Regions from separate parts of the Mus musculus genome. Here region 2 is linked to region 1. A link is a contact called in ENCODE Hi-C data. All regions are on one chromosome and are shown on one strand. The core of a region is the stretch at or near the end of the contact, and the rest is flanking DNA. Distances in the headings are between cores, read along the strand shown. Region 1 holds the start of Tlcd2 (TLC domain containing 2). Region 2 overlaps Prkca (protein kinase C, alpha).

Evidence for each region. Hi-C counts contacts between places; a loop is a spot of excess contacts on that map.
Region 2: a loop to region 1 is called in a map of regulatory T cell, with 214 times the contacts of the local background. The contact joins the enhancer-like site here to the promoter of Tlcd2 in region 1. A Hi-C loop is called at or near these places in 5 of 37 maps with a recorded cell type or tissue (T-helper 1 cell, T-helper 17 cell, T-helper 2 cell and 1 more).

What each region holds. Positions count from the first base shown.
Region 1 is chr11:75,465,494-75,472,357 of GRCm38, reverse strand. It overlaps Tlcd2 (TLC domain containing 2), which reads right to left and starts at 4,308. Exons shown (of 5, transcript NM_027249.3): 1 at 3,981-4,308; 2 at 3,719-3,801; 3 at 3,434-3,516; 4 at 2,457-2,886; 5 at 1,459-1,958. The coding sequence starts at 4,153. The coding sequence ends at 1,795. Mir22hg (Mir22 host gene (non-protein coding)) reads right to left here. Exons shown (of 3, transcript NR_030711.1): 3 at 5,668-6,864.
Region 2 is chr11:108,245,321-108,252,184 of GRCm38, reverse strand. The region is part of intron 2 of Prkca (protein kinase C, alpha); the gene reads left to right. Among named protein-coding and RNA genes, the nearest start is that of Gm11655, 76 kb to the right of the region's middle. Within about 2 kb of position 3,649, at least 1 of the 3 ENCODE cell types and tissues checked has a DNase peak (open chromatin) inside an H3K27ac peak, as active enhancers do.

The sequences.
Region 1 (6,864 bases), core at 3,059-5,558:
AAAATTTTTTAGAAAAAACAAAACAAAACAAAACAAAAAGAAAGAAAAAATAAATCTTTAGCCAGGCAGTGGTGGGACATCCTTTAATGTGCTTGGGAAGCAGAAGCAGTTGGATCTCTGTGAGTTCAAGGCCAGCCTGGTCTGCAGACCAAGTTCCAGGATAAACAAAACAAAATAAAAATAATATTTAAAGTGGTTTTTTTTTGGTTATTTCGAAACAGGGTTTCTCTGTGTAGCTCTGGCTGTCCTGGAACTCACTTTGTAGACCAGGTTGGCCTCGAACTCAGAATTCCACCTGCCTCTGCCTCCCAAGTGCTGGGATTAAAGGGGTGTGCCACCTCGCCTGGCTGCATTTATTTCTTGATTGTGTGTTTGTGTGGGCACACATACGTGTACAGCATGCCCGTGGAGGTCAAAGGAGAGCATAACAAGGCTATAAGTTATCACCAGGTGGTCAGCTGTGGCGGGAGGTAGCTTTGATGCTGAGCCATCACACAAGACCTGGGTTTGCTTTTTTTTTTTTTTTTTAATTCTTACATTTATTTTTCCTTTGGGGAAGGAGAGCCCATGCTGCAGGGCACATGTGGAAGTCAGAAGAGCTGGTGAGAGTCTATTCTATCCTCAGTACCATGTGAGTACTGATGCTCAAACTCAGGCAGTTAGGCCAAGTGTGGTGGCACACACCTGTGATCCTGGTACCTGACACTCAGGAGGCAGAGGCAGGTGGATCTCTGTGAATTCCAGGCCAGCCAGCCAGCCAGCCTCTCCCGCCCCCCAGAACAAACAAAAAACCGCAGGTTATCAGGCCTGAAAGCAAGTGTTTTTACCTACTAAGACATTTCTGTGGCCCCCTGGGTCTGTTTTCTGATCATAGAGGAATAATACTCTAGGTATTTGTAGATCAGAGAATGTTCTAGCCTGGCCTGGTGCGGTGGTACACTTCCATACTCACAGTGTCTAAGAGGTAGAGGCAGGGGGATCCAGAGATATCTAATGCCAGTCTTCACTACATCATCCATGCCAACTTCTTTTTTTTTTAATATTTATTTATTTATTATATGTAAGCACACTGTAGCTGTTTTCAGACACTCCAGAAGAGGGCATCAGATTTTTTTGTTACGGATGGTTGTGAGCCACCATGTGGTTGTTGGGATTTGAACTCAGGACCTTTGGAAGAGCAGTTGGCGCTCTTAACCGCTGAGCCATCTCTCCAGCCCCCTCCACCCCCCGCCAACTTCTAACACACACACACACACACACACACACACACACACACACACACACCAGAGAACCCCACCAGGCAAACAAAACAAAAACCGGGAGGAAAGAAAAGAGCCAGAGAAACCTTAACAGGAAACCCTCCCAACTCAAAGCTTCCACAACTCCACACCACACTGCAGACCAGGATAACACTGGAGCCAAGAAAAATGACTCAAAGCAATCACATTCACAAGAGACTGATGAAATCATTTGCACAGCAATTTATTCATATACAATAGGGTTCAATGTTCTCTCCTCAGCGAAGCTCCTCCCTTTTGCTGGAAGGCAGAGTCTATCAGCAAGTTGCTGGGTAAGGTGTTCAGTCAGCCATGGTATTACCAGAGTGGCTAGACCCTTATCAAACTAGGCACTGCCAACTTGGCATTGAACTCAGGACCTTATGAATGTCAGATAATGTTCCGGCTGTCATGTCCAGTTTTTTCTTTCTCTTCTTTGGTTTGTTTGTTTGTTTGTTTGTTGAAACAGAGTCTCTTGTAGCCCAGGCTGGCCTTGAACTTCTGATCCTTCTGCTTGTCATTCCCAAGTGCTAGCATTATCAGCATGTGCCACTTTGCCAGGCTCTAGTCTTCTCTCTTGAAGGCCCAGGACTGAAGGGGTCATGCAGCGTTTTGGAGATGCCAGTACCATGAGATGACCACCAAGAGCAGCAGCAGCAGTGGAGTACAGGTATCTGGAGCCTAGAGGATGACGCGTGTGCTACAAAGGGCCTGGCTGGAGAAGTGACCCAAGCCCTTGGAGGAGCCCAGAAGATCGTGAGTTGTATCCCAGACATTGGACGGTTGGAGATTGACTTTTGCTTTTGATTGTGACTGTGCCCTGATATTTTCCCTCTTGAAGGAAGAAACTGTTTTAGTGGAGCCCACAGTTGAGACTTTTAATTGTAAAAAGACTTTGAATTTTAAAAGAGATGGATATTTTAAAGAGATTGAAATTTTAAGAATATGTAAAGACTGTGGGACTTTTAAAGTTATTTAGATCTCCTGATTTCCTGACTGTAATGGAGATCTCATACAATGTTCTCTCTCTCTCTCTCTCTCTCTCTCTCTCTCTCTCTCTCTCTCTCTCTCTGATGATACAGTCTAGTCCTTGCTACATAGTAGACTATGCAGTGGGCTACCATCTCCTCTTCCCAGCCCCACCTCCCTGGGGGCTGACAGAAGAGAAAACTTCCACACCTTTCAGACTGAGAGTGGAAGTGTTCCTGGCAACAGGCTCACGTGTCTTGGTTTCCTTGTGCATGAGGATAAACGGGTAGGGCTGAGACTGCAAGATATCCTTGGTCAGAATTCGGATCCCTGTGGAGATGCTTATGCTGCCCACGGTGACCAGCCCAGCCACACAAAGCAGAACCAGAGCAAGAGACAGCTGGTAGTGCTGCCGGGACAACCACAGACTCATCCATCCCAGAGGCAGAAGGCGGAAGAGGACCAGGGTGGCCAGGCTGGCCCAACTGCTTACTCTGAAGGCCAAGGATGGGGCCTTATGGGAGAGCAGCAGTAGCTTCCGTAGATGCAAACAGATGGAGTTCAGCTCCAGAAGCAGGGATACCATAGAGAAGCCCACATAGTGGCCAGACACAACAGCGGTGCTGAGGCAGCTCACTACCTGCAGGCAAGGTTCAAGGTTCAGGCTTTGCATGACCTGTGCCCAACAAGTCCCAGCTCCTTATCCTAGGGACACCCACGCATGTTTTTTCTACTCTCTGCCTCATCCTTCCAGGTATCAGCTTTTTAAAAATTAGTATTTATTTATTTTTTATTTATTCACTTTATATTACCCAAGCATTTTTTAGGACTGCCTCCAATCCTGACCTTTCTGCTGACCCTTATCTAGGGGGCATGAGCAGCCCTGGACCAGAGGTTCTCTTACCCCAAGCCACACTATTTGCATAGCATACCCTAGCTTTCATTCCTGGCTTTTTTTTTTTTTTTTTTATGATCAGCTGGAGGTTTGTGGGGAGAACCAAACTCCTTGGGCAGTGCCCAGGAGTGGCTAGCAGTCAAAACCTCCCTCCAACTCAATCCAAGTCTGAGAGGATAGGTTTTCAGGGGGCTTTGTGGAAAAGTCAGAGGACAGAACACTGAAGAGAGAGGTTGGGCCCTTGAGTTGGACATGCTCCCTTACTACCTGGCCTCTCCCTTCAGAGTCTTACCGCCAAATGGTGACAGAGAAGGTCCCAGGCCTGGGCCAATGTCTGGTTCCACAGCATATCAACTCCATCTGCAGCGAAATAACCTGAAGGCACCGGAGAAGACTATGAGGCTCCTCGCTCAGAGCTGATGCACAGCCTAGATATCTCAAGTCCCACTTTTCTCAGGTCCTTAATTCCTCACAGCAAACCTCCAGCAACATCTGCTCCATTCCAAAGATGGGGGAGGAACCTAGAATTCCCGGTCCAACAAGGCCTTTCCCGATTCAGCCTTTTCTGTACACTCACCCACTGACACTGCTACTAGGACCCGTGCCCACGGTGGGTGATCATTAATTGGGTCGGTGACCATTTGAGGAAACTGCCACAGCCTGGAGAAGACAAAGAGCTAAGGTCAATTTCTCCCAGACCTAGATCCATTCTCCCACTGGGTACTCCCACCCATCCACAACCCAAACCAGTTCCATTCCAAAAGGTTCCAACTTCAGTCTTCCAGGCCCTCTTTTCCACCCCCGCCCCTCAGTGCTTTGTCAGTCCCCAAGTTCCGCACCCGACCAGCGCCCCTACTCCAGAGAGTAGGCTGTGTATCAGCGAAACGAAAATGTTCCGCCACATCCAGCGGTCCCGAACAGATTTCGGGGTGGGCAGCAGCTGCAGCCCCCAGTGCAGTCCCCGAAACGCCGTGAAGGAAGCGCCAGCCACAAGGAGTCCCCAGGATGCCATGGTCTGGGCAGGTCAGCTAGGTTTCAGTCAGTTTCTCTGATCCTGGCACCCGGTGCCCGGGACCTCGAAGGGGCCCCCCTCCGGCAGAATCGGGATCTAGCTTTTCCACCCTGCTGTGCCTGGGGCTTCCTGGCCTGTATTATCTTTCCAGCGTGCTGTAACTTTTCCTGGCTTGTCCACGCCCCTATCTCTCGGCTGCTCATTGATTGGCGCAGCCATGGGGCCACCTCGGGTGAAGCCATGGAACGGATGGCGTCCCGCTCCTGCTTGGGTTTAGCAGTTTGGGGCTTTCTGGCATCAAGTTCGGCTACTGAGTTCAGAGGCCTTACAACACATTAGAGGTCTTCTCCAACACCACTAGTCTCCGAGCCCCTTGGGGTTCCAGAAAGTCATCTAGTTTACCCCCACCTGACTAGTCTGGGGCTCCGCCCCACTAACTTTCACCTTCTGTTCTGGTTCCCTCATCTCTCACCTACTGGTCATCCTTACCCACAGACCAGAAGGTACAGGGCCAACAGAGCCAACTCCTGAGGGCCCAAATCTTGCACCATCTCACCTTTACCTCAGAGCACGCCAGTCAGGCAGAGCCGAGCTCTGCCCACCTGTAACTTCCTTACATAGTACTACCCAAACGGAACAGCTTATGGGAGAATCCCTTCTTGAGTCCTACCCCCTCCCCCCCCCCCAAACATCACCAAGAAACTTTATTAGGTAGAAGAAGCAAATGGAAGACACATACACCTCCCCTCCCCAGGTCTCAAGTAAGAAAAACAAACAAGCTAAAAATAAGACTCTTCAGATTCTAGACCCCTTTGGCCTTAAGAGGAATATCCTTTCCAACCACAAATCCCCCAAAGAGTGACAGGTTTTGAGCATTTCCCTTCTTTCTTATTCTAAGCCACACCTCCTTAGCTGGCTGACAGTCAGAAAGTCAGAGGAATGCTTCCTGTGTGTAGAGAGTAGGTGGATTCAGACAATTAATGAAGTTCATAGAATTGACTTTAGTGTGGTGGAGCTTGAAAAGGCCCCTGGATATGATTCCTAGCTCCAGTGTACACACACACATACACACACACACACAAGCATGCACACACACACTCAAGAAGCAATAGGTATCCCAAGCAAACATTTTCTTTCACCTGGCACTTGGTGTAGCCCATCCTCCTACAAGCAAATTCTCCAAAATCTAAACATGACAATGAGGACTAGAGGGAGAGATGGCTTTAGTGGCTAGGAGCATTTGCTGCTCTTCTAGAGGACCTGAGTGCGATTCTGAGCATCCACATCAGAAGATCCAAACAGCGTGCAGCTCCAGGGAATCTGATGCCCTCTTCTGGCCTCTGCAGAATGTGCACCCACACTCTGGTGCACAAAGACACATAATATAACATACAAATATATTTTTTAAAAATTACAGAGGGAGTGAAGAGACGGCTCAGAAGTTAGCGCTAGCTGCTTTCAGAAGACAATGTTGGATTCCTGCCACTCACAGGCAAAACACTCATAAAAGAGTAAAAATTTTAAAACATTTATTTGTCTTTTGTATTTTATTTAACATATGAAAGCAATGCACAATATTTAAAAATTAGAAAGACAGAAAAAACAAGGGGAAAATTCACAATTGTACTATCCCACCATACAAAAACAACCATTCTTAACATTTTGAATCCACTTTCAGTGTTTTTTTAAAAAATATATTACAAGTATGCATTCATATTTTAAAAACAGTCACAAACTCATACTTTTCATAATCTTTTTAGTATTCAGTATTTATATTTCCACTCAATTGGATGGTTTTTAAAAAAATATATTACAAGTATGTGTTCATATTTTAAAAACAGTCACAAACTCATACTTTTATAATCTTTTTAGTATTCAATATTTATATTTCCACTCAATTTTTCTTCTGTAAGACTTTGGATGGCTGCACAGAACACCACCATCAGATGAATATAATTTACTTAGGCAAGCCCTAGCTATACATTTTCATGACAGCAGAAAAGGAATGGACTTCCAAACAAACAGCTGCGTTCCATTTTTCTCTATTACAACCCTGAGATGAACATTTTATAACCAAATCCTTATTTTAGGATACATTTCTAAGACAGCAAACTACCAGGTCCAAAGGCATCTCTCACAATGGTTGGTACTGCCACACACAAGGCACAGGAGCCTTCTTCTGGCTTTCATTTGCTTGTTGTATTATGATCAGGGAAAACGGTTTCAGCCACATCTGCTTTCTTTGAATTACTAACCAATGCTTTATTTTATTTTGTTTTATTTTTTGAGACAGTCTCATATAGCCCAGGCTGGCTCAGAACTCATTGTATAGCAGAGGATTACCTTGAATGTAGGCTCCTTTGCCACCACCTCCAGAGTGCCGGGATTGCAGACCTGGGCCAACCTGTTCAGTTTTATGCAATGCAGAAGACAGAACCAGGGCTTGGTGCATGTTAAGCAAACCTACCAACTGAGCTACAACCCCAGTCATAGATATGTTTTCCCACAGTGTTACACATTTGAATCTCTTTTTGAATTTGCTGTGTATTTCCTTTCAGAGGTGGCTCATGCTCCTTGAGGCTGTTTATAGAAACTGCAGGGTAGAGATGGGACCATACTTCCTGGAGGCCCTTCATCTCCCAGGAAGGCAGGTCCTGAGAGGAGATGGCTGGAAGCACGTGTCTTTCACTGAGGCTGGCTGGCTGCTCTCT
Region 2 (6,864 bases), core at 2,400-4,899, about 33 Mb before region 1:
ATGTCTCAAGTGACATGACCAGCTTGGCAACAGTGCTTCCCCTAACCAGTTTGTATTTCTGTTTGAATGTGCAAATCAGGAAGATGTGAAAGTCCGTGGACAACAGGCAGGATAGGGAAGGAAACAGAAAAACTCCAGAGGATGTCTTAACACTTCCTGGTTCCTGGTGCTAGGATTCTTAGGGAGACACTAGAAACAATGTAAAGATCTGTTAGTGATATAGTTACTGTGATGAGAAATGGCAACATGTAAAAACCTATAGGCACAACAGGAAGAACACGATGGGAATATGCTTGAATAGTCCTAAAGGAAAAAACAAAAACGAAAAGAAGTGCCCCCAACGTGGTCCCAGGTGCCCTAGCTCGGGCCCAGAAAGCCTCCCTCACATTTTCCCAGCTCTTCCAGGCTTCCTAAAATGGAACACCTTAATAGTGGTCATTTATATAAACCTTTTCAAGAAGACAGTTTTGTATTTATGTAGTAGAAGTCTCTATGGTCTGTGCTGACTTCAAATTTGTCAATATTGTACATTTAACTATGATTGAGGCAGCAGATGCTGTCACCGAGTTTAAATATTAGGATGCCAATCATCTAGGAAATAACAAAGTAGCAAAGGACCCTCTGCGTGCTACATTCTTGGTCAAGTGAGGGCTGGGGAGGGGCTGGTTCTGAGCTGAAGTATGCCTTTCTTCATTGGCCACAGTGATCTGGAAGAGATTAGAAACTCACCAAGAAGAGGCCGTTTACCCACATACTGCCCCAGAGATGTAAATCATTAACTTTTGGTGCAGCTGTGGCCCCGAGAGAGTTGGGAAGCTGTTCATTTACCGGCACTGTAGCAGAGGCCAGGGGCTTCAAACCACACTGCCAATTTCTGAGTGTTTCACAGCATTTCGCCTATTCCCGACCAAGATCAAAGATTTTGTTAAGTTGATATTAGAGATGTAGAGGAAGTTTATCTTCGGCAGAAAAGAACAGTTGGAAGCTTTCTGGTCCCACTCAGCTCTAAGTACCCAGGGGACAGGATGCTCCTTTCTCTGGGAAGGTTGAGTGACAGAGACTTTGTCTACATGTTGTTGGTGACAAACCAGATGGGTCTTCACATTCACTTAGTGGTTCTGGAATTCTGGAACACACCCAGCCCATGGGGTATTCTTTGGAATGTTAGTTCCGTGATGATGGATGAAACCCTTCCTGAGGCTGTGGGAGTCTCTTAAACGTCTGTACACGGTTCTACAGACTCTCGTTCTGAACATATCACTATATTGAGATAGATCACAGACTAGGCACATGGTCTAGACCGATGGAGAATGGCTAGCCAGATGGAAGAATACACCAAGGAAAAGATGGACATATGAGCTCTGTGGAAAGCTGAGTCTAAGAACAACAGCATACATGTTCCCAGTGGCTGGAAAAGAGCAGGGAAGGATGGATGGTTTGAGTGACAGGAAGTTGAGCGAGGTCCAAGTACCTGTTGGAGTGGGAAAGAGCGACGTTTAGCTATAGATTGACTTGTGGAGTGTTGTCCACAGAGCCTTATGGTGCTGTCTGCCTGGTTTCTTCTGAGACATTTCAAGAACTGACCAGAATTAAAACCACAGTGAAAAAGTGTTTATCATGTGCAAGGCAATTTTTTTTTTGAAAATTAATTCCCTCAGTCTGTTCAGCAGTCTTGAGTGGACACTGCTGTTCTCTTCACTTGATGATGTGGAAGCTGATGCTGAGAAGTGAATAAGCCATGTTGCTGCAAAAGGAGATGTTGGGGTGTGACTCTAGCAGCTGACCCTCAAGTCTACATGACCTCTTGTTTCCCCAGTTCCTGGAGGGACATTGTCCAGTCTGTAGAGAGCCAGGAATTTCCTTGTGGGATTAGTGCTTGAGTTTTCCCTCCATCCACATGTCTCAGATCAACTGAATTCCCTCCCAGAACTCAATCCCTCTCCTTAAACATTTTTAATGTTTAATTACACGAAGTTCATACTGAGGTTTGCTGGAATTTATTGTATCATTTGGCTTAAGTATAAAGGCAGCTATGTAGCTGTCTCAATACTGCAATGAGGGAAAACTTTAATGTCTGAAGAGCTGGCAAAATCCCTAGCCAGCATTGCAGAGGAATGTATTTTGCCCCATTGTCTTCTCTGGTGATTTGAGTTGTGGGTTGCCCGTGTACCTGTCCATCCTTTGACTGCAAGGGTTGCTTCCTTTATGCCCTCTGGAAGAGACTGTGGACTTTTTCTGTAACTTCTGGGCTTGGGTTTCCTGTTGAGAAAGCACTCAGACACACACACAGACACAGACACACACACACACACACACACACACACACACACACACACACACACACCCCTCCCTTGATACCTCAGACCACTCTTTGTGTAGCCTCTCCTATCTTGATGCTTAGAGAACCTCCTTCTTTTAACTAATTAACGCCCAGAAATTCAAACCATCTTAACCTTACAAACGACACACATTTCCTGTTCCTCTAATCAGCTGCGTCTTATTGCAGTCCTCTCTGAAGATGGCACAGATGGTTCAGCACATGCTTCTGAGAATTGTCAGTGAACCTGAAGTTTTACTGCCCCCCCCCCCCAATCTGCGTCCTCTCATTTGAAAGGAAGATGGAGGATGACAAAGGAACTTGCCTGGTTGGGAAGGGGGTGTCTTGCTGATTTCCGGGTGCTTAGGAGTTCAGAAAACACAGAAAGCAAAATGCCCATTTGCAAACAAGCCCGGTTTAATACAGCCCAGAGACTGAGGCGGGATTCTCAGGGGAGATGGTCTGTCCAGTTTACTCCTCAGTCACCGGCTGATACCTTCCTTGTTTCTATCACTTGCTGAGCTCAAGCAACGCACCACAAACAGATCTATTGAAGGAGTAAAGAGAGAGACAGCCCCTCACCCCAGAGACCTATGACACTGGGTTTTTTAAGCACTGGGGTGTCTGTGTGGGGGGGTGGTGGTGAGAAATAATTAACCCTAAAGAAGAGAGTCTCACAATGTGGTCACAGCTGTCCTAGCTTCCTATGTAGAGCAGGCTGGCCTGGAGCTCCCAGAGATCCACCTGTCATTGGCTGCCTTCGTACTGATGTTAAACATGTGCACTGCTATACCTGGTAGGATTTTTTTTTTTTTTTTGAGACAAGATCTAATGTAGCAGAGGCTGACCCTGAACTTGCTGTGATTATGGGTATGGTCCACCCTGGCCATCCTGTCCATTAACTGCCCCACTCACACCCTCACCCCCAACCAAAGCTTCATCATTTGAAGACCCACTTGGGACCAAGGAGATAATTATATGGTCTTTTTTGGCCTGAAGGCTTAGAACTCAGCAAGGTCTTTGTAGTCTGTTCTTTTCCTCATTTGGGGTTTCTAAACATCCTTTAATGGGGGAAACTGACTCTACAAAGAGGATCGTGATTTTCACTGGTGCTGGTAACATGTCACCTTTGTAGCTAACACTCAGAGTGGAAATCTTACGTTCTGACGAGTGACCGTCCAGTGACACAGCTTAATCACCCAGGGATTGGTATCTTGGATGCCATGCCTCTCCTCCCTGGTCCCATGGACGGCCCTCTCCTATTTTTACTCATGAGATAAGAGAAGCGGAAGTGAAAGTTTCTGTCTGAGCCAAAGAGAGTAAGGGAGACGCTGAGGAGACTCTGGGGTGCGGAGAGTTTGTCTCCGGTGCTCACCGGCTCTTACTGCAGTGCAGAAGAGTCGAGTCTTCCTCTGGATGGAAGGGGCTGCTCTTTCCCCTGGTTGTTTTCTGTTTGCCATGGTTGTCGTGGGAGCTGGAGATGAGGCTCAGCAAGGGGAGAGCTTGTGGAGCAAACAGGAGAACCTCAATGTGATCTCCAGCACCCCTGTGAAAATGTCAAGTGTGGTGGTGTGACATCAGTGTGTGACATCAGTGTGTGACATCAGTGTGTGACATCAGTGCTGGGAAGGTGGAGGCAGGAGGATCTCTGGGACTCAAAGGCTAACCAGCTTAGTGTACAGGGTATGTGATTCAGGCTAATGAGAGACCCCCACACACACCCACACACCCACACACACACAATACATACTCACTTAAAAAAAACTTGCCATGGTGGCCCACCCTCCTCCTCCCTCCTTCCTTGCCTCTGTCCTTCTTTTCTTCCTTCCTTTCTTCCTTCCTTTCTTTCTTTCTTTCTTTCTTTCTTTCTTTCTTTCTTTCTTTCTTTCTTTCTTTCTTTCTTTCACTCCTCTCTCTTTCTGCTATGTTGGGCTATTTTCAATATTACAGGGAAATCTATTCATGAAATGCCCTTTCCTCTGTCCCCTACTTTGCACATTGGGTTCATTTGCTTGGGCTATCGTAATACAGAACACACACACTGAGGTCTTCACGGATAGCAGTTTATTTTCTCACAGCCCTAGAGCCTAGAAGTCCAAGACCGGGGTTCTTAGCAGATTGATTTCAGTGTGGTTTACAGACAGAGGCCAAGGCCTTCTGCGCGTGCTCTGGCCAAGTTTCTCATCTCTTTCTATCAGATTAGGGTCCACGTCTGTGACCTCATTTAACCTCATTTAGCCCAATTACCTCTTGATTGAAAAGGCCCTATCTCTAAATAAGGCCACCTTCTTCAGTATAGGAGGTTAGGTATCAAAATACAGATGTTCTAGGGGACACAGTTCAGCTCAAGAGGATGCCCGCTGTACCTTTGCACCATAACTCTGTAGTTCTAGACCCCCTGAATTATATTCCTGTGTTTCTAGAACCCAGCACACCTCAGCTTATAACTATTCGATGAGTCAAGAATTGGAGCAAGGCAGGGCTTTGTTCTGCTGAACTCATGAAACTATCCAAGCAAGGCCCGCACAGAGCTGACAAAGCTCAGCACACATTTGTGGAGCATTGCTGGCTGGGTAGGTGGCATAGACATATGAAAGTTCAAGGCACGACAGAAGAATGTGTCTCAAAATGTTCTAAGTGGTGAGAAAACAGGGATGGTTCTGTTGTGGTTGTTGTTGGCTCCAAGGCTTGAAGCAATAATCCTAAGTGGAAAATCTCATAGTGAAGACAGCCCATTAGGACAAACTTTACATCCAGCCCTTGTTTGCTGCATCACGGGGGTATAAAGATTTTAGGTCAAGTCATTTAGGTAGACACTGCATTTTTATCTGTTAGTTATATTATTTCATGAGCACGCATGTGTTGTGTATGTGGGGCTGTATATGTGCATGTGTGTTCACGCCCATGCACATGACTGTGGGAGCCAGAGGAGGATGCTGCCTTTTGTTCTCTACCTAATTCCACTTTATTCACTTGAGGCAGGGTCTCTTACTATACCTGAAGCTTGCCATTTTGCCTAGACTGGCTTGTAGTAAGAACTTTGGTTTCTTTAAAAACCAAAGACATATTATAAGAACATGTTTTCATTCAATCCCAGGTGTGGGGTATGGGACTGACTGCTTCGGATTGTCCACAGCAGCTGATTTGCCTTGTCCTCTAGCAGGGGCGTGGTTTGCCAGCTGCAGATAGTTTCCACGAGTATGTGACATTTGGAATTCTGGGGACTCTTTAGAAGATATAGAAATGCTAGGGCCCCAATAGGCCATGTGTGGGTTGTTGGTTGGTTGCGGTTTGTTAAGTAGTCATGGGCAAAATGGAAATAACAAGAAGAAGAAGAAAAAAAAATAGATGTCATGATGTTGAAGACCAAATTTGCCCTAAGGAACTGGATGCCCCTTATCAGCAGGAAGCAGTCTAACAATAAAGTCACCCTCCTTCTCTGCTACCCTTCTCTCTCTCCTATCTAGTGTGAGGGGGTGGAGAAGGGTGGAAGAAAGAACAACCCACAACATAGCAAGTGTCCAGATGTACTGGCTAGCCAGTGAGATCCCCAGAGTTTAACACCTGCTTCTGCTTCTGCTGTCCCCAGTTCGGGAGTCACAGGCATACATCATCATGCCTAACTTTTACATAAGTGCCAGGAGATTTAACTCCAGTCCTCACACTAGCAAACAAGCCGCGTTACCCACCGAGCCACCCCTCCAACCCTGACACTGTAGTTTTAAAATGGTGATTGGACTATTTATAGCCATGTTAAATTCTTTTATTCAGTAGACACAGTGGGATAATGCTGCCTTTCCTTCACTTAAGGCGTAGCTGCAGAGGAGGGGGCTGTAAAACCCTGCATTCCGTGAGCCAAAGTGCTGGAATCTATTTAACTCAGGGTACCAAGGTGATGGTGCCATCTCACAGGAGAGCACGAAGCCCTTTGTCTCTGAACTTTTCAAGTAGGCACTTTCTTTTTTGGCTGAGATTCCTGCCTGCAGCAATTCCTTCTGTGTTCATTTGTAAATAGCCATGCCTAACATTTCTGTGATCCCTTCTTTGGAGACCTTAGGTTATTGGGAATTTCCAGATTGGAAATTTTTATAATTCAAAGAGATTGGATTCAATTTTCACAAACCAGAGATTTACCAACATAATGAATCATGTGGAATGAAATGATCAAGAGAGACTTGGATTTCTTCCTGATGTCTTCAGAAGCATCATTTACATATGGTAATTGCTCACCTGACTCAGAGGCGAGTCTGCTAAGAACTCACCTGCTGGTCCCCATCACTGTGAAGACTTTAAAGAAGACCATGATGGAGTCATTTTAATGCATCCTTGGTTTCTTCCTAGGAACCTGCCGTTATAATTATGGCTTATTGGAGGGAGCATTCTGTCCCCAGTTGAGCCACGCAATAACATTATGCAGGGAAAAAAAATAAGCACACTTAGCACTCTAGAATCTTCCGTGGATGGCTCTAATTACACGGGGAGCACTTGTCTGGCTTGAGTGTGTTTTAAGAATCCAGTCCTTCAAGTAGCACTGATGTCCGGTTTTG